Linked DNA regions of Homo sapiens: region 2 is linked to region 1. The links are chromatin loops, found by intact Hi-C in ENCODE. Cell type or tissue: HCT116. All regions are shown on one strand. Links, peaks and the distances in the headings refer to the core of each region. The heading gives the core; the rest is flanking DNA.

Region 1 (10,435 bases), core at 2,060-7,059:
ATCAGATCCTTACTCTGCTCCCAACAATGCTGCTCCCTACAAACATTCTTCCCTCAACCCTGCATCTCCTTGAACTTGTCATCCAGTCTTTCCCCTTTTCTATACTGACAATTATGAAAGAACTGGCCTCACACACTATCTATATGTTCATTTATCATTCATTTTTTCAACTCTGCAATTTTTCTGTCTTGCTACTTTTCTGAAATTGCTCTCACTAAAGACACCCATGCTGTATAGCTGCCGCCCAATTCGGAAACTTTTCTTCCCAGTCTTCATCTCACTCAATATGGCTGCATCCCTTGAACCTTAGCTTCCTGAAGTCCATTCTTCCCTTGCATACTGAAACAACACTCTTCTGGTTCTTTCCCTACCTCTAATGGCTATTTCTCAGTTTCCTCTACTTGTGCCACCTCATCTGTTTCTTTCACGTCAGTGTTCCTCAGAGCTCTATTTTTGGCCTTCCTTTCTTCTTCCTCTACTTGTCTTCCTGGTGTTCTCGTCCACTCTGATGATGTCAACTATCACCTAAACACTCAAGATTTCCAAGTCTAACTGTAAACCCCACTCTTCTCCTGCTCTACAAATACCCAAATCTATCTGATCTACAAATACCCAACATCTCCCTAGAGTCACATGAAACTCTCCTTGTCTGTAGCTGAACTGTTGATCTCTCCTCCCACTACAACCCGATCTTCTTCCTGTATTCCATAACTCAATCACATTTCCACCCATCCTTGTTACCCAAACTAAACAAATCAGTCTTCCTTAACTTCTTGTCTACTTTCATATCTAGTTTTTCAATTGGTTCTACAATTTATCTGACATATTCTGTTGTCAGTTACTACATTCCTAAAGATATCCTCATCTACCCTTGCCTGCATTTTTATAATACTTCACAACTGATATCCCAGCCTTTAATCATATAACCTTCACATCATTTTCCATATGGCAATTAATATTATTTTCTGACACTGTCCATGTCAATCCCCTGTTTAAAAGCCTCCAATATCCTCTAATACCCATAGGATTAACAAATATGTATATATATAATTATATTTAATATATCATAAACATATAATAATGTATAATAAAAAGCCTTTAACTATCAGATTCCATTTTACCTAACCATCACCCCCAACTAATCTCCCTATCTTTCAGTCATTTCCTCAAGCTGGCTGGACTTCTACTTGTATTTGAGTCTTTGTTCAGGGTATTTTAGTCAACCTGGAATTTTCACCCCCTCTCTCTTATTATAATTTTATTTTTCTTATTAGGACTCATCTCAAAATTATCACCTCTGAATTCTTACCAAGCTCTCTTATCAATATAGGAATACAAATTTCCTATTCTGTGCACCCAAAGCCCTTTGTCCACATCTCTCTTGCTGGAACAACACTCTCCTAGTATTATAATTATTGGTATCATCTGGTATTATAATTGTTTGTTTCATCTGGTATTATAATTATGTGTTTCTGTGTCTATCTTCTCCACAACACTGTGGTCCCTAATGAACAAAGTCCATGACTTTCAGATTTTTGTATGCCATCCCACAACTCTTGTGTCCTGCATAAACCTCAACAAATGTTTTGAATTTAGAGAGTTTGGAAAGAACAGACGAAGTGGTCTGGTCTCAAGTCTACGCCTCCAATCTTCTGTGCTACAGATGACATTGCAGAGCACAGTGGTGGCCAGAAAATTGAGCAAACTTAGAATGGGTGCTTTGTTTACTTTTTTGCATTCATAATGCAGTTCTAGGATCAGCATTCAATCAACAATTTCACTGAGGTTGGCTGGAAAAAGTTTCTCCCTTTGGGAGAGAAGTTAGCAGTTAAGAGGATTCCTTTCTGCTTTTGGAATTAGGGAAATATTTCCAATTATGAGAGACCACAAATGGGTAGATGATATACTAAGTGGGAAGGATGCAGATTGTCTCTTCTCAGGATGAGTTTTAAGGAATTATTTCCAAATAAGACTTCATGTATTTCCTGATAACAAACCTTGATTTTCAATAATTGCTCCTGAGTGTAGAACAGTACAAATTAATAAAATATTTATTTGCTAGAGCTCTTATATCCTTGAATTAATTAATCAGCAAGTGAAATCTCTGAACCCCAAGTCTGAGAATCTAGAAATACTGTTAATTTAGAAATATCAGCAGTAGCAGGAGATATTACTTTTAAAATGTGCCCCACATTTAGTAAATGCTTCCCCTGAGGGCACTTAACTCCTAAAAACCATATGTCCTGTTTAGATTAATATATTATAATTAAAGTTTCCATGGCTGTTTAAGCTAGCCATCAGTGTGGAATCATTCAATCAATGCAGCCAACACTGCCTAAGAATCTTCTAGGTGCTAGGCACTAATGATACAGATCCAAGAAAACGAAGTTATTAGAAAATAGGTGGCAGTAACCCTTGAGTTCCCCGGTTACTGTCAAAGATTTCAAGAAATCAGAAAAGCAACATGGCATAGTACAAAGAGCTTTGAAGCCAATAAACTGGGTTTATATCCATACTCCATTACTTATTAGTCATGTAACTTTAGGCAAGTCACCTGATATCTCTGGGATTTCTTAATCTTCACAACAGGGTGAATACTACCTATGTAATGGAGGGGTGAGGCAATTAAATAATATATGAAAAGCATTTAACACAGTATCTATTATGTAGTAAATATTCAATAAATATAAATATTTCTATTTATGATGATGAATGAAATATGGTATTTTTCAAATCAACCTGTCACATTTTTAAAACAGATGTGCATAGAATGGCTTGCTTACAAACCCAGTGAAGTTATAATATAGTCTCAGAGCCAAAGAACTCACAAGGCAGAGTTCTCAGCTAATGGATGAAGTGTTATGACAACCAAAGTATTAAGCTGGATACCATAATATGAACTTTTCATATTGAATCAATTTGTATGTGGAAAGTAGTAAATGACCTTGATGAATTTTGTTTTAAAACAAGAGGGCTGGTTTTCTTTACTTTTTATTATTTTTATTTTTTTTATCATGAAGGTCTAGTTGTTCTGAAAAGGTTCTTTGACCCTAGGACTATATTTCCATTTAAAAAAGAAATTTCTGATATTTTTGTATGATACATGAGCTCTGGAGTTTTAAATGAATGGCAACTAACAAAATGTTTAAAGGGTTTTAGCTGCAGATCTAAATACTACCTAAAAAATACACAGAAATATTTCCTTTGCATGAAATTGCTTAATCTTAGGATATTGAGATGCTTTCACATATAACAGTCATGTTTATTAAATGGCTTGACTGTGAATTTTTGGTATAGTAACAAACAAATCACTATGATTCATAGTGACTTTAAAAAATCTATGCAAGTATTTTCATTGTTTCATGTACATTATTTTTAAATTTTCTTTTAAATTATTATACCTTACCATTTTACCTTACTAAAAATACAGTAGGGGTTTGTCCCACCAAGTACACATTTTATTGGTTATTTAAATAACTAATTTAATTACACATATTTTTCAACTAACACTTCCTGAATTTGACCCATTTAGCTTCATTCCTCTCTCTGAAGGGTAATGGCTCAGATTTTTGTAACTTATTTTAAATATGTAAGTTTTATAGTGAAGCAACATAATATTTGGATTATCCTTTTTATGTTATGTGAGCCAGTGGATAAGTACTTCTACTTATATACTCCCAATTATAAACACACAAAATTTTTGCTCAAAAATGCTGCTAGTATGAATTTCAAAAGGTGTTTTTTTCCCTTAAGACTCTTATAAAATGTGTGCCTGCTACCTCTGTGGTATGGCATTTTAGTTCCAGCAACTACACCTTTTTCCACCACTTGAAGATGCTGTATGTCTAGAATAATGTTGTCCAACAAACTTCTTGCCATGATGAAATGTTGCATGAGATCCAATATAGCAGCCACTAGTCAGATGTTGCTAATAAGTACTTGAAATGTAATTAGTGTGACTGATGAACTGAATTTTTTACTTTACTTCATTTTAATTAATTTAAATCAAAATAGACACATATGGCTAGTGCCTATAGTATTGGACAGTGCAGGTCTTGAATGCATGTTGAAATAGCTGGAGCAGTGGACAAGTATGGTTACTATGTCCTCACGCCCCACTTCTTTCTCAAGCTATTCAATGCTCACCCATAGCAGAATATAAGTCAAGGCTCATTTCTTCCACTGACCACTCTAATCCACAGGGATTATATTCTTCTCTGAAATTCTATATAGTTAGCTGTGTACAGGAAATTGAAAATTTAGTGCCAGATTATACCTTGCACAATAGTCTAACTTTAATATGCCTAAGTTTTAGCATAATACAAATAATATTACCATCTTCTATTCATTGAAAGCTTATAGTACACTTTATATATATCTTATTTCATTTTCATAATAGGCTTGTGAAATATGTATTATAATCTCCATTTTACCTATGAGGAAATTGTGGCTCAGAAAGATGACTAGCTCCAGTCAAACAGCTAGTGAGTAGGAGAGCTGTAACTTGAAATCAGATTCATGACTGCGTAGGGACTTTGTAGGCAGGCTCCTATGAGATACGTAAACAATTTGAGTATTGGAGCCATCATAATAAACCTAAACTTGTCTGAGAAAAATACATTGTAACAATTACAGCTTAGTGGGAATAAAAGTTTGTGATTCAATTTAAATAAAAAAGTATTTAATTTATAGTGAAAGACCATCCCATAGTTCTTCCATCAGAGACTAGATACATCACTTTCTTAAAGACCAGTTGCTCCCTCTAGTGAGCATCAATAGGAATGACATGCCTAGCAGTATTTAAAAGTGACAATCTCAGCAGGAGCTGCACCTTCCTTAAGGATGTCTTGGAAGTTTGTAGATGTGAATTTTAGTAATTACAAAAAATGAGAGTTGCTACTTTTATTAGGTGGTGTCATGGATGCTAGATATCATACTATCCAAGGGAAGTCTCCCTCAACAAAAAATGCTCTCCTTCCCAGAGGGAAAACCTATTTATATTTATCTGAGCCTCGAATTTAACATTTTACATATAAACACTAAACATGTTTACACTGATTTAATGTGCAATAAACTTTCCAGGAAGGAAATTATGGTATTTCATCTAATTTGAGACATCAATTGTAAAACAAAGTATTATTTAAGTATCACCAAGAAAGGAAGACAAGGAGAAAAAACACTGCCAATTAAACTATGACATGATGCATTCTTATACATAATTATTTTATGTTTTTAAAAAGAACTCTTTTAGGCTTTAGACAGAAATAAAATATCATACTTGGAAATAAATGAAAGGAAAGGGAAAAGCAAAATAAATTGTTAAGGTATTCATAAAACTTCATATTCACAAAATTTACTGAAAGTTTGGCTCAGAGGTGTCAATATCCATATTTTTTTCCAAGCAATACTATCCTCTCTGCTATCAAGTGTTTTGATGATGCAATATTTCCTAGAACAGTGCTCAACTCTTCTGTCTAGAAGAGTTTTAATTCAAGCCAGGCATAAATTATTGTAAGTTTTGATGTCAGTACTTTTTTGAGTCTTTCAAAGAGATTAATGGAAAGTTTTAAGGCAACAAACAGCACATATTCTTTCTTCAGATGATCTTTAGTTTGTCCAGAAATTGGTAACAATAACCGGATACACACATGCTCAGGCAGTGATGATGGTAATGATGCAATGACTGACACATGGCTGACAGTGCTTGTAAGACACATCCTGATTTAAGAAATGTGAAATGTATTTCCTATAATGGAAGAAATACAGTAACATGTACCAAGGGGAGCTTTTCCTTTTTCTTTTATAGAACTTAACAAAGATTGGGTCACCATTTCAGAAAACCTCATCACCATGGTATTTGAATCACAGGTAAAACATACCCATATCAGTCTCCATCCATGGTGATTATATCAACAAGTATAACTTTCTAATCACTTTGCTATTTCTTACAGTGTAGGCAATGTTAATGTCCTTACATATCAAAATAGACAATATTATAAATTACTTTTATTTCTCTTTTATGATGTGATTATATTGATGTTTTTCTATTTACCTGTGTAGGCAGGTTATATTATCTATAAATTTCATTTAAGGAAAGTAAAGACTCTTTTAGAAGATATCTGTTATAAAAAGATGGCATTCAGTCTGATAGAGTTGAGAAAATACTGAATTTGGGGATCATCAATAACTGCTTCTCCTCTGAAAAGAAAGAAAATAATTGGGTACTTTCCTTACAAATATTATATTAATATGCTTGTGGATAGGGGAAAGAGGGAAGAGAGAAGAAAATTGTGTATCAAGTTAACATCAATGATGGTTACACATTTTAAGAAAGTGAGTTCACCTTCCATTCACAATTGCTTCAAAGAGAATAAAATACCTAGGAATCCAGCTTACAAGGGATGTGAAGGACCTCTTCAAGGAGAACTACAAACCACTGCTCAACGAAATAAAAGAGGACACAAACAAATGGAAGAACATTCCATGCTCATGGATAGAAAGAATCAATATCCTGAAAATGGCCATACTGCCCAAGGTAATTTATAGATTCAATGCTATCCCCATCAAGCTACCAATGACTTTCTTCACAGAATTGGATAAAACTCCTCTAAAGTTCATATGGAACCAAAAAAGAGCCCGCATTGCCAAGACAATCCTAAGCAAAAAGAACAAAGCTGGAGGCATCACACTACCTGACTTCAAACTATACTACAAGGCTACAGTAACCAAAACAGCATGGTACTGGTACCAAAACAGAGATATAGACCAATGGAACAGAACAGAGCCCTCAGAAATAATACCACACATCTACAACCATCTGATCTTTGACAAAGCTGAGAAAAACAAGAAATGGGAAAAGGATTCCCTATTGAATAACTGGTGTTGGGAAAACTGGCTAGCCATATGTAGAAAGCTGAAATTGGATCCCTTCCTTACACCGCATACAAAAATTAATTCAAGATGGATTAAAGACTTAAATGTTAGACCTAAAACCACAAAAACCCTAGAAGAAAACCTAGGCAATACCATTCAGGACATAGGCATGGGCAAGGATTTCATGACTAAAACACCAAAAGCAATGGCAACAAAAGCCAAAACTGACAAATGGGATCTAATTAAACTAAAGAACTTCTACACAGCAAAAGAAACTACCATCAGAGTGAATAGGCAACCTACAGAATGGGAGAAAATTTTTACAATCTACCCATCTGACAAAGGGCTAGTATCCAGAATCTACAAAGAACTTAAACAAATTTACAAGAAAAAATCAAACAACCCCATCAAAAAGTGGGCGAGGGATATGAACAGTCACTTCTCAAAAGAAGACATTTATACAGCCTACAGACACATGAAAAAATGCTCATCATCACTGGCCATCAGAGAAATGCAAATCAAAACCACAATGAGATACCATCTCATACCAGTTAGAATGGCGATCATTAAAAAGTCAGCAAACAACAGGTGCTGGAGACGATGTGGAGAAATAGGAACACTTTTACACTGTTGGTGGGACTCTAAAGTAGTTCAACCATTGTGGAAGTCAGTGTGGCGAGTCCTCAGGGATCTAGAACTAGAAATACCATTTGACCCAGCCATCCCATTACTGGGTATATACCCAAAGGATTATAAATCATGCTGCTATAAAGACACATGCACATGTATGTTTATTGCGGCATTATTCACAATAGCAAAGACTTGGAACCAACCCAAATGTCCATCAATGATAGACTGGATTAAGTAAACGTGGCACATATACACCATGGAATACTGTGCAGCCATAAAAAAGGATGAGGTCATGTCCTTTGTAGTGACATGGATGAAGCTGGAAATCATCATTCTGAGCAAACTATTGCAAGGACAGAAAACCAAACACTGCATATTATCACTCATAGGTGGGAATTGAACAATGAGAACACTTGGACACAGGGTGGGGAACATCACACACCGGGGCCTATCATGAGGTTGGGGGAGGGGGGAGGGGGGAGGGATAGCATTAGGAGATATACCTAATGTGTAAATGACGAGTTAATGGGTGCAGCACACCAACATGGCACAAGTATACATATGTAACAAACCTGCACATTGTGCACATGTACCCTAGAACTTAAAGTATAATAATAATAATAAAAAAAAGAAAGTGAGTTCACACTTGTTCAGAGAGTACAGGCTTTTGAGACAAACTTTCTGGGTTCGAATCATGGGTCTATTACTTTCTGTACCATTTTGGCCAAGTGACAGTCTCTCTTTGCCTCAGTTTCCTATTGAGTAACACGAAGGTCATAAATGCAATTACCTCATGGGGTTCTTATGACAACTAAAAGATGTGACACACTGGATGTTGTTTATAAAAGTGGCTGGTACATCAGGAGCAGTAAATAAGTGAAAGCTATCATTAATTATAATGATAAAACCTACCTTTCTGCAAAACAAAAATGTCTGAACTTCCGCTAAACTCCTTGCTACCTGAGAAATCATTCCCAAAGAATCTATGATTCCTTGATATTATGGAGAAAAACCTCAGGGTTTTTTGCAGATGTTTTCCCATAGAACTGTATTAGAAAAGATTCAACTATCTTTGGGGGTAGTGAAGTTTATTGTCAATTACAGAAATGCTCTGTCATGGACCAATTTATCCTATATTTTAAAGTGCAAAAAAGGTGATATATGAAGCATAGCCAAAATGTATTTCCTCTGCAAATAAAATATGCCAGTACAGATACACTGTTGTTTTTGTAAGATAATTTGAGGTTTATTTTATTCAAATGAACAAATATTGTTAAGAATCTACCCAAATCTAGCCGGGCGCAGTGGCTCATGCCTGTAATCCCAGCACTTTGGGAGGCTGAGGCGGGCGGATCACCTGAGGTCGGGAATTCGAGACCAGCCTGACCAACGTGGGGAAACCCCTTCTCTACTAAAAATACAAAAATTAGCCGTGTGTGGTGGCCAGTGTCTGTAGTCCCAGCTACACGGGAGGCTGAGGCAGGAGAATTGCTTGAACCTGGGAGGCAGAGGTTGCAGTGAGCCAAGATCATGCCACTGCACTCCAGCCTGGGCGACAGAGTGAGACTCCATAACAACAACAACAACAACAACAACAACAACAACAACAAAGAATCTACCCAAACCTGAGCCCCATGCTATGATGAATAAATGCAAAAGAAGCTGCAACTATGCTCCCATCCCATGAGATGATGCTGGAATGCTGGGATGATGAGACTGACACATATAAATCAACTAGTCCCTAAGAGGAGAAGCACAATTAAGTGCTAAACTGCATGGTGCAGCTCATAAAAGAGTTGCAGGAATTCAGGTGAGGAAGATTAAGGAGCCATAGGCTACTTAGGAAAGATGCACTCAGGAGAAGGGAGAAAGAATTTACCAGTTACTTTATGTATGACTTTGGTAAAGTTAGTTAGCCTCTCAGTGTTACTGTTTCCTCTTTTATGAAATTTGACACTTTAATGCATGTAAAATGCCTAGCACATTTTAAAGCAAGACAGGTTTTTGGTAAGTCTTAGAGAATGTGTAACATCTACCCAGAAAGAGAATTCCCAGATAGCAGGATAACCTGTGTCATGTAAAAGAAACAGGTATCCTTTTTAAGCCTTTTTAGATACAAAAAGGTGAACAAAAAATCCACAAGTAATAGTCCTACTATAATAAGTACAATATTCTGTGTTGAATAGCAACCACAGCTTTGCCTGTATGGCAAAATAACTCCCTGAGCACGTGAGCCTTGGTGCATGTTGACATTCCTAGAGAGTTCCTCCTTCCAAGCAAAGATTCTTTCTTTAAAAAAAAATAGGACATAAAGTATGCATATTTGCTTTTCCCTCTAAAATCCTTGCCCTTTACTGACCCTTCTCCTGAGCACTTGTCCGAAAGCAATCATAACCTGAGCTTTCCATCACCTACAAGGAATAGTTATAATCACAATCACTTCTCTAATGTAATTTTCTTCTAATACACAGAGAACATGAGATACATTACTTCTAATTTTAAATCACGTTCTCTATATATTCAAATATTCCTTATCACAGCTTTATACATGTTCGACAAGAAGAGAAGGAAGAGTTCCTTTAAAGAGTCTCAACGTTATTTGGGGGAAATTACATTCAGCAGAGTCCTGATTATACTTACATGATCCTAATTAGAGTTTTCCTAGCATTACTGGTAAGAGTGTTAATTACATTAATTACATAATGGCTTCTTTGACAAATAAAGCCATATATTCTAAGATTGGTCCAAGCCTGACACTCCTTTCTGCTTAAAAAAAAATAGGAGACATATTGGAATAATAGAAGTTTCCACTTTAGGCCGAATGAAATTATACCAGTTCAAAATAGAAGATGATTTCATGGCAATTAGAAACAGTCTTTGTGGAAAGTTCCAATATTCCTTTTTATTTACACCAAAAGTAATTCCAGCCATG
Region 2 (10,435 bases), core at 2,435-7,434, 560 kb before region 1:
AGTCTTGCAAGGGTGTGTGTGTCTAGGAATTTATCCATTTTTTTCTAGATTTTTTTTTTAGTTCATGTGCATCCCAGAGATTCTGGTATGTTATATCTTTGTTCTCATTAGTTTCAAATAACTTCTTGATTTATTCCTTAATTTTATTATTTACCCAAGTCATTCAGGAGCAGGTTGTTCAATTTTCATGTAGTTCTGTGGTTTTTAGTAAGCTTCTTAATCTTGAGTTCTAATTTGATTGCACTGTGGTCTGAGAGACTGTTGTGATTTCAGTTCTTTCAAATTTCTACAACACTCCTCAGCAGGAATGTTGTACTTCTGATTATGTGGTCAATTTTAGAGTAAGTGCCATGTGGCAATGAGAAGAATCTATGTTTTGTTGTTTTGGGATGGAGAATTCTGTAGATGTCTATCAGGTCCACTTGATCCAGAGCTGAATTCAGGTCCTGAATATCTTTGTTAATTTTCTGTCTCAGTGGTCTGTCTAATATTATCAGTGGGGTGTTAGAGTCTCCCACTATTATTGCATGTGAGTCTAAGTCTTTTTAAAGGTCTCTACAAACTTGCTTTATGAATCTGGGTGCTCCAGTATTGGGTGCATATTTATTTAGGATAGTTAGCTCTTCTTGTTGAATTGAACCCTTTGTCATTATGTAATGCCCTTCTTTGTCTTTTTTGATATTTGCTGATTTAACGTCTGTTTTGTCAGAAACTAGGCTTGCAACCCCTGCTTTTTGCTGTTTTCCATTTGCTTGGTAAATTTTCCTCCATCTCTTTATTTTGACCCTATGTGTGTCTTTGCATATGAGATGGATCTCTTGAAGACAACATACCAATGAGTCTTGGTTCTTTATCCAGTTTGCCATTTGGTGCCTTTTAATTGGGGCATTTTGCCCATTTACATTTAAGGTTAGTATTGTTATGTGTGGATTTATTCCTGTCATAATGATACTAACTTGTTATTTCAGCAATCATGTCTTACCACAGTGGAGCAGGAAAGAGAGAGCAAGTGGGGAACTGCCACATACTTTTAAACCATCATATCTCATGAGATCTCATTCACTATCACAAAAACAGCATAGGGGAAACTGCCCCATGATCCAATCAGCTCCCACCAGGTCCCTCTCCTAATGCATGGGGATTACAATTTGACATGAGAATTGGGTTGGGACACAGAGCAAACCATGTCATTCAGCCCCTGGCCCCTTTCAAATCTCATGTCCTTCTCACATTCCAAAATAATTTATGCCTTTGCAACAATCTCTCAAAGTCTTAGCTCATTCCAGCATTAACTCAAAAGTCCAAGTCCAAAGTCTCATAATAGACAAGGGAAGTCCCTTCTACCTATGAGCCTGTAAAATAAAAAACAAATTAGTTACTTCCAAGATACAATGAGGGTACAGGCATTGGATAAATTCTCTAAATCTTCTTTTCCAAACGGGAGAAATTGGCCAAAACAAAGGGGCTACAGGCCCCATGCAAGTCCAAAATCCAGCAGGGCAATCATTAAGTCTCAAAGCTCTGAAATAATATCCTTTAACTGCATGTCTCACATCCAGGGCATGTTGATGCAAGGGTTGGGCTTCCAATGCCTTGGGCAGCTCCACCCCTGTGGCTCTGCAGGGTACAGCCCTCACAGCTGCTTTCATGGGATGGCATTGAGTGCCTGCAGCTTTTCTAGGCACATGGTGCAAGCTGCTGGTGGATCTACCATTCTGGGATCTGGAGGATGGTGGCCCTTTTCTCACAGGTACACGAGGCAGTGTCCCAGTGGGGACTCTGTGTAGGGGCTCCAACCCCACATTTCTTCTCCTTATTGCCTTAGTAGAGGTTCTCCATGAGGGTTCTGTCTCTGCAGCAGACTTCCACCTGGACATCCAGGCATTTCCCTACATCTTCTAAAATCTAGGTGGAGGCTCCCAAACTCTTGCTTTTTCTGCACTTGCAGGCCCAACACCATATAGAAGTCACCAAGGCTTGGAGCTTGCACTTTCTGAAGCAACAGCCTGAGCTGTTCCTTGGCCCCTCATAGCCACAGCTGGAGCTGGAGCAGCTGGGACACAGAGCACCATGTGCCAAGGCTGCACAGAGCAGTAGGGCCATGGGCCTGGCCCACAAAACCAGTTTTTCCTCCTAAGGCCTCCAGGCCTGTGAGGGGAGGGGGTACCATGAAGATCTCTGAAGTGTTCTGAAGACATTTTCCCCCTTGTCTTGGTGATTAACTTTTGGCTCTTCTTTACTTATGCAAATTTCTGCAGCCAGCAGCTTTAATTTCTTTCCAGAAAATGGGTTTTCATATTCTACTACATGGTCAGGCTGCAAATTTTCCAAACTTTTATGCTTTCCTTTAAAACATAAGTTCCAATTTCAGTCCATCATTTTGTGAACCCATATAACTGTATGCTGTTAAAAATAGCCAGGTCACGCTTGAATGCTTTGCTGTTTAGTGTTTTCTTCCATCAGTATATTAGTCAGGGTTCTCCAGACGGAGAGAACTAATAGGATATATGTATATACGAACTAGAGTTTATTAAGGAGAATTGACTCACATGATCACATGGTGAAGTCCCACAATAGGCTGTCTGCAAGCTGAGGAGCAAGGAAGCCAGTAGTGGCTCAGTCCGAGTCCCAAAGCCTCAAAAGGAGGGAAGCCAACAGTGCAGCCTTCAGCCACAGACTGAGAGCCCCTGGCAAACCACTGGTGTCAGCCCAAGACTCCAAAGGCCAAAGAACCTGGAATCTGATGTTCAAAGGCAGGAGACATCCAGCATAAGAGAAAGATGAAAACTGGAAGACTCAGTAAGCCAGCTTATTCCACCTTCTTCCACCTGCTTTTTCTAGCCAAGCAGGCAGCCAGTTGGATAGTGCCCACCCACACTGAGAGTGGAGTCTTCCTCTCCCAGTCCACTGACTCAAATGTTAATTTCCTCTGGCAACACCCTCACAGACACACTCAGAAATAATACTTTGCATCCTTCAAACCCATCAAGTTGACACTTAATATTAACCATCACAGCCGGATACCCTAAATCATCCCTCTCAAGTTCAAAGTTCCACAGATCTAGTATAGGGGCAAAATGCCACCAGTCTCTTTGCTAAAGCATAGCAAGAGTGACCTTTATTCCAGTTCCCAATAAGTTCCTCATCTCCATCTGAGGCCACCTAAGCCTGGACTTCATTGTCCATATCACTATCAGCATTTTGGTCAAAGCCATTCAACAAGTCTCTAGAAATTTCTGAATTTTCCCATACTTTCCTGTCTTCTTTTGAGCCTTCCAAACTATTCCAACCTGTACCATTACCCAGCTCCAAAGCTGTTCCACATTTTCAGTTGCCTTTGTAGCAGTGCCCCACTCCCAGTACCAATTTTATGTATTAGTTCATTATCACACTGCTATAAAGAACTACCTGAGTCTAGGTAATTCATGAAGAAAAGAGGTTTAATTGACTCACAGTTCTGCAGGTTTAACAGGACGCATGACTGGGAGAAATTTCTAAGCCTCAGGAAACTTACAATCATGGCAAAGGGGAAGCAAGGCACATCTTGCCATGGCATAGAAGGAGAGAGAGAGCAAGGAGGGAACTACCACACACTTTTAAACCATCAGATCTTGTAAGAACTCTCGTTCTTGTAAGATCCAATCACCTCCTACCAGGTCTCTCCCATGACACGTGGGGATTACAATTTGACACAAGATTTGGGTGGGGACACAGAACCAAACCATATCACTTTCCAACTCATTTTATGACATCAGCATAACCCACCTGTCAAAAACTGACAAAGACATTACAAGAAAAGCAAATTACAGAATATCACTTATAAGCATAGATGCAAAATATCTCAACAAAATAGATTCAACAATATATTAAAAAGATAATACATTATGCAAAGGGGGTTATTCCAGGAAAGCAAGAATACCATAATTTTCTAAAATTAATCAATATAATGTATTACATTAATACAATAAAGAAAAATCAGCACCTCAATAAACATAGAAAAGGCATTTGACATAATTCACCAACCACTCATGTAAAAGCACTCAGCAGACTAGAAAAAGAAGGAAACTTAATTGGGCTCTGTGTCAGGCTGTTCTTGCACTGCTATAAAGACATACCAGAGACAGGGTAATTTATAAAGAAATTAGGTTTAATTGGCTCAAGGTTCTGCAGGCTTCACAGGAAGCATGGTGCTGGCATCTGCTCAGCTTCTAAAGAGGACTCAGGAAGCTTATAATCATGGTGGAAGACAAAGGGGGAGCAGGAATGTCACATGGCAAAAGCAGAAGCAAGAAGAGAGAGTGGAGCAGGGGGAGGTGCCACACTCTTTTAAATGACCAGGTCTTGCAAGAACTCACTATCACAAAGACAGCACCAAGACATGAGAGATCCATCCCAATGATCCAAACATCTCCCACCAGACCCCACATCCAGCATTGGGGATTACAATTAAGCATGAGATTTGGGTGGGGACAAATATTTAAACTATATCAGGCTCAAAAAGGAGAACTGTTACAAAATTAATGAATGAAAATAAGCTGAAACAATGCTTTGTCTATTGTCTCACTCCAAAAATTGGACTGGTGAAATTTATTCTTGCCTTTCAATTTGGGTTTACAAGCAGTCACAAAGATGATGATGTTGATGACAATGACAATAATGACAATGATGGTGACTGTATTTTGTTTAGAAAATTCTTTTGTTCTCAGGATTCAATGACTTGATTAGAATGTCTGGTCCAAATGAATACAGCAAAGAAGAAATTTCACATTTATAGAATTCAGGTGAGCTAAGGTTGAACATATTTTTCTCTAAAACTGAAGTAAACTTACTTCTCGAGGCCCCATATCTGCTCAGGAGTGATAATGCAACCTTATTAGTTCAAGGTAAATGCAGTTATTCAAATATTCAACAAATATTGCTGAGCACTTAGTATGTGTCAGGCACTTGGGATTCATTGAACAAAACAGAAAAAAATCTGGCCTTTGGGGAGCTGATATTTTAGCCAAGACAATTAGATAATATTATGAATGAATAAATTATACAACAGGTTAAAAGGACATGAATATGGAATAAAGTCAAAATTATACAGGATAAGTGGGATCAAGAGTGCTTGGGGGTGGGAATACCAGGAGGCCAGGATAATAGTGTTAATGAAGGTCATCAGTGTAGGCCTCGTTGAGAAGGTGATGTTTGAGCAAATACTGAAGGGAGGTGAAGGGGTTCACCAAGTGGCTATGTAGAAGCACAGAGTGCTAGAAAATGGAATATATTATTTCAAGTTACCAGTAGGTGGGGATGTTGAATAATATTTTTCTAGATTTTCACAAGCCTTGTTCCTAACAACAAGGAAAAAAATGTGGGCATGTGAGCAAACATCTGTCCTATTATATAATCTCTTTTTTAATAGAAAATTTTTTCAAATATAATAAATAACTTTTTAAATGTTTCAAAATAACTGTAAAAATGATTGGATTCAGCCTAGAATGTGAAATCTAGAACTTTTGGAGGGAGGTCCTCTCACCACACAGGGTCAACACTTCAGCGTTTTGCTTCTGAGCTGCTTAGGGGGCTTTAAATCTCATCTAAACTTTGGACTCAATGCTTTCAAAGTGAACTACAGATTACAAATGATGGATAAGTGCCTCACCCGCACACTTCAAGTATGAGGGAGAGGCTGATTCTACTTATTCTCCTACTATTAATAAAGTTATTAAGCAGCTACTGACGGATATCTGGTGCTAAAACAGGTGTTTTCCATACTAGGCCTCATTTAATCTTCATAGCAGCTCTAGGAGGTCAGCATTATCAACTATATTTTACAGATAAGGGAACTGACAAATTAAGTTACTTGACTGCGTTCATTTGACTAGTAAGTGATAAAGACAGAATTTGAGCCTAGCCTTGGCTAACTCATGTTTTGATGCTCATCTGCCTAATATCAAAATTCATTTTCTAAGTTTTAAAGGAAGAACTAACTTAAAAACGTGCATTGCTGGTTTAGCACTTTCTACTAAAGCTAAACATACCTCAATTTAAGGTATCCAATTGATGGCCAGCGTACATTTTGTCCTAGGAGTCAATTCTAACTCAGGAGCCTAGGGATCAAGTGAAACTAGCAAATATCTCCCTCAGTGCCAAAACTATAGCATTTGCTCACCCCTCTTGAAATGCAGCTTCAGTCTCATTGTGAAGTTTTGCTAGCATTTATGGAAGTTGCCAGTTTAGCAACAAAAGAACTATGTTTTCCTAACTTATCTGTGAAGTTATGTTCTTGGACAAGTCATTCTCACCTAAAGGTACACTGTTTTTCCCTGATGCTTTAGGGAATAACAATGGAAAGGAATCTGAAAAAACAAGATACAGAGTGCTAGAAAATATTTTTAATACATGTGTCTAATGAAGAACTTGCATCCAAAATTATAAAAGTCTCCTTTAAGTTGATGAGAAAAAGAGACAAACTCTGTTTTTAAGGTAAAAACACTTAGAAAAGGCACTTCATGAAAAATATTTCCAAATGGCTAATCAGCATTTAGAAAGTTGTTCAATACTTTGTTCACCAGTAAAATGCACATTAAGCTTATGAGACATCCACTAAAATGGCTAAAATGAAAAAGATGATGATACCAAGTATAAAAAGGAAAAGAAACAATTGGGACTCTCATACATTACTACAGAGACTGAAAATTTATACAACTATGTTGAAAACCAATTAGCACTTTCTACTGAAGCTAAACATACATTTACCTTTTGACCCATCAATTAAATTTTATCCCTTGAAAATATGTTGTAAAAATACACGTATATTTACCAAAATATATTACAAGAATATTCATAGGATGATTTTTTTAGTATCCCAATCTAGGAACAATCCAAATATCAGCCAATAGTAGAATGGATAAATTAATGTGATATATTTTTACAATGGAATTCTATACAGCACTGAAAAAAATTAATTACAGTTTATATGACAAAATGGATAAACCTCATAAGCATATTGCTAAGCAAAAGAAACCAAATGCTGTATGAGTCTATTTATATGTAATTTAAATCCAGATAAAACTCTATGTGATAAAAGTCAGAAGAGTAGCTATCCTTACTGGAAGGTAATGACTGGCAGTAGGCTTAGGGAGTCTTCTAGAGTGATGGCAATATTCTGTATCTTGATGTCAGTGTAGGTATACATATGCTTAATTTGTAAAAATTAATCAAGATGTTGTGCTGTTACCTGTACATATATCACACCACAATAAAAATAGTTAAATACATCCCCAGTTCAGCATAACATAGTAAAAATGGAAAATAAGATGAATGGAAAATATGAAGTGTAACCTGAGAGAAACACTGTTTAGCTACAAAGAAACCAGAAAGACTAATGATAAACTTATCTTCAATATGCAATTGATAGCTTTCACACCAACGAGTAAAAGTGAAAAAATAAAGAAAACTTTATCATTTCAGTATGAGGCAGTAAAGGAGGGTGGCAAGCAAAGGAAAAGAAGAGATGGAAGTAACTTCAAATGTAGTAGGAATCACACTACAGGTAAATGGATTAATTTACCTATTAAAATCAGAGAATTTTGAAATCAGGTAGATTTTTTTTAAAAAACTCTTAACTGTATGTGCTTACAAGACAATCCTAAAACAAAATGGAACACAAAAGTCAAAAAATTATGGAGTAATATATACCAGGTAAGTGCTAGCCAGAAGAAAGCTGGCAGTATAATTTTAGTATCAGACAAAATAGGATTTAAGACAAAACATGATACTAGGGATAAAATGAAAAACCCACGAAGAGAATGTAACTATCATAAACATGTATATGTACACCTAGTAATGTAGCTTGAAATATATACAGCAAAACTGGCCAAATTTCAAAATGACATTAACAAATCCCCATTAGTGGATAGCTTTATTTTAACATAGTTTTTATACATATGATATACCTGCATAAATGTAAAGAAACTGTAAGTGCACAGTTCAATTAATTTTCATTTATCAAATTCTGTACCTGGCACCCAGACTGAGAAACAGATCATCAGCATTCCAGAATCCCCTTGTTCCGTTTCCAGTTACTTGAACTCAAGGGTAAACATTATCTCAAATTCTAACACTATAGGATGATTTTGATTGCTTTTTAACTCTATATAAGTGGAATAATATACTAAGCATTCTTTTGTGTTTAGCTTCTTTTTTTCAGCATTATGTTTGGGAGCTGTATCCAATTGTTGCATCTAGATATAGTTAGTATGGGTGAATATACCAAAATTTGTGTTTACATTCTACTGTTGATGGACATTGCAGTTGTTTCTAGTTTTGCATCTCACAAATTGAGCTACTATAAAGATTATTATAAGTGCCTTTTGGTGAAGTTACATGTATATTTCTGTTGGGAGGCTTTCCTAGGAGTGAAATTTCTGGGTAATAGGTGTATGCATGTGTTTAACGTTAGTACATACTGGCAAACAGCTTTGTAATGTTGTAGTAATTTATATTTCCCCCAGGAGTGAATGATAAATCTGGCTGCTTTGAATCCTTACCAACAGTTTTTCTTTCTTTCTTTCTTTTCTTTTTCTTCCTTATTTTATTTTATTATTTTTTATTTTTTTGAGACAGAGTCTCCCTCTGTTGCCCCGGCTGGAGCGCAGTGGCACGATCTTGGTTCACTGCAACCTCCACCTCCTGGGTTCAAGCAATTCTCCCACCTCAGCCTCCTGAGTAACTGGGATTACAGGAGCCCGCCACCACATCTGGCTAATTTTTGTGTTTTTAGTAGAGACAGGGTTTCACCATGTTGGCCAGGCTTGTCTTGAACTCCTGACCTCAGGTGATCCACCCGCCTCAACCTCCCAAAGTGCTGGGATTACAGGTGTGAGCCACCATGCCTGGCCCCAGTACGTTTTCATTTTAACCATTCTGAATCAAGCACTGGTATTTGTTGTTTTAACTTTTATTTCAGTAAATGAAGTTGCACCTCTTTTCATACGTCTATTGGTTCTTTGAATATCCTTTTATGTGAAGTTTCTTTAAAGTCTTTTGTCTATTTTCCTACTGGGTTGAATGCTTTTTCCTTATGGATTTATAAGAGTTTTTTTAATGTTTATTCTAGATAGGAATACTTTGTAGGATATATCTAACCATGGGAGATTGATAGCTCAAGCAAAAGAGCAAAAACAGTAAGAATAAATAATATTTAGGAGCGTCATGATATGTATTTTTAAGACTGACAAATAGAGAATTTGCATCCTTTTTAAGCATACATAGGCTGTTTATAAAAATTGACCATGTCACAAAGAAAGTCTTAATAACAGCTTAAAAAAATCAGTATTATACAGTACTGATTTATACTTGTTATCAGTATATAATGAGATCAGATCATATTTTCTAGCTATTAAAATATAAATCAACAATAAAACACCAGTTTTTTTAAAATGCTCCCTTAGTGCCCTGTAATAAATGACTGGACTTGAAGCTACTTTGGAAATTAGGACTATAAAAGGTTTACCCATCATGATTATGGCTCTGTGAGAGGAAGCATGTGGGAAGACCAAAAGTAACTAGTGGAAAATCAGTGGCAGCACATCCATTTTCCAGGTTTAGGAAATGCTGCAGGCTATGTCTCTCTAGGCTAAATAAAGGCTGAGATGTGAGAGCGCTAGAGAAAATAAATAAATAAATAATCTGACCACTGTTCTTAATTCAACCCAGTGTTTCACATTTTATTCATACATAAAAATTCTTTTATCAAAGGACAACTATTAACATCTTAAGGAACAGTTTGGAAAAACTAACCTAGAGATTTTAATTCTTTGTCTCTTCCTCTTGTAGCTCACATAAAACGCTTTATTTGATTTTCCTGGTACCCAAACTAGGAAGTCATCAGAAGACTTTTGCTAGCATTCTGTCATTCTTTGACTCTGTAACTCATTAATGTTTTGTTTTTCTTATATCTCCTGGAGGATTTTTAAAGTGGAGTTAGGGGTTTTTTTTGCTTACTTTATGATCACGAGAAAATGCTTTCATCATCTTTTGTTTACTAAAGCAAAGTATAATGGTTATAAACTAACTATGAAAGTTAAATGTAAAAATACACTAAAAGATAGTAACAAAGTTCAAAAGTTGGAAAATGTTAATTATTACTCTTTTCCTGTTTTTTTCTTTACTGTCTTTGAAGACAAATGGGGGAAGCCTTTGATCATCTGTGTTTTCCAAAATACATATTTTCTGTTACTATTAGATAAACACAAAAACTGAACTATGAAGTTCAAACCAAATGTTTCAACCACATCTCATTAAAAGCAATGTTTACATACTTAGTAGGAGAAAAGAAAAACAATTTGCATTTTATCTTTTATCCTATTTTATCTTAGTATTCTAGGATAAATATATTAATAGTATAAAATATTGAGAAATAGTACACAGTTTTCTTGAAATTATG

Evidence for each region. A loop is a pair of places that touch in the nucleus more often than their neighbours do. Peaks named below come from ENCODE experiments on the same cell type or tissue, not always from the same donor. Only the 100,000 strongest peaks of a DNase experiment are listed, where the experiment ranks them.
Region 2: it touches region 1 in a loop (6-fold over the local background); 4 of 110 quality-filtered maps call a loop at or near these places.

The regions. Positions count from the first base shown.
Region 1 is chr6:116,282,205-116,292,639 of GRCh38, reverse strand. It overlaps a transcript of DSE not described here. Among named protein-coding and RNA genes, the nearest start is that of TSPYL1, 7.5 kb to the right of the region's middle. In HCT116, for the core only: a CTCF peak has its summit at 4,780 (motif pointing left); a DNase peak (open chromatin) is centred at 4,759.
Region 2 is chr6:116,842,284-116,852,718 of GRCh38, reverse strand. No RefSeq gene overlaps it. Among named protein-coding and RNA genes, the nearest start is that of GPRC6A, 18 kb to the right of the region's middle. In HCT116, for the core only: a CTCF peak has its summit at 5,266 (motif pointing right); a DNase peak (open chromatin) is centred at 5,298.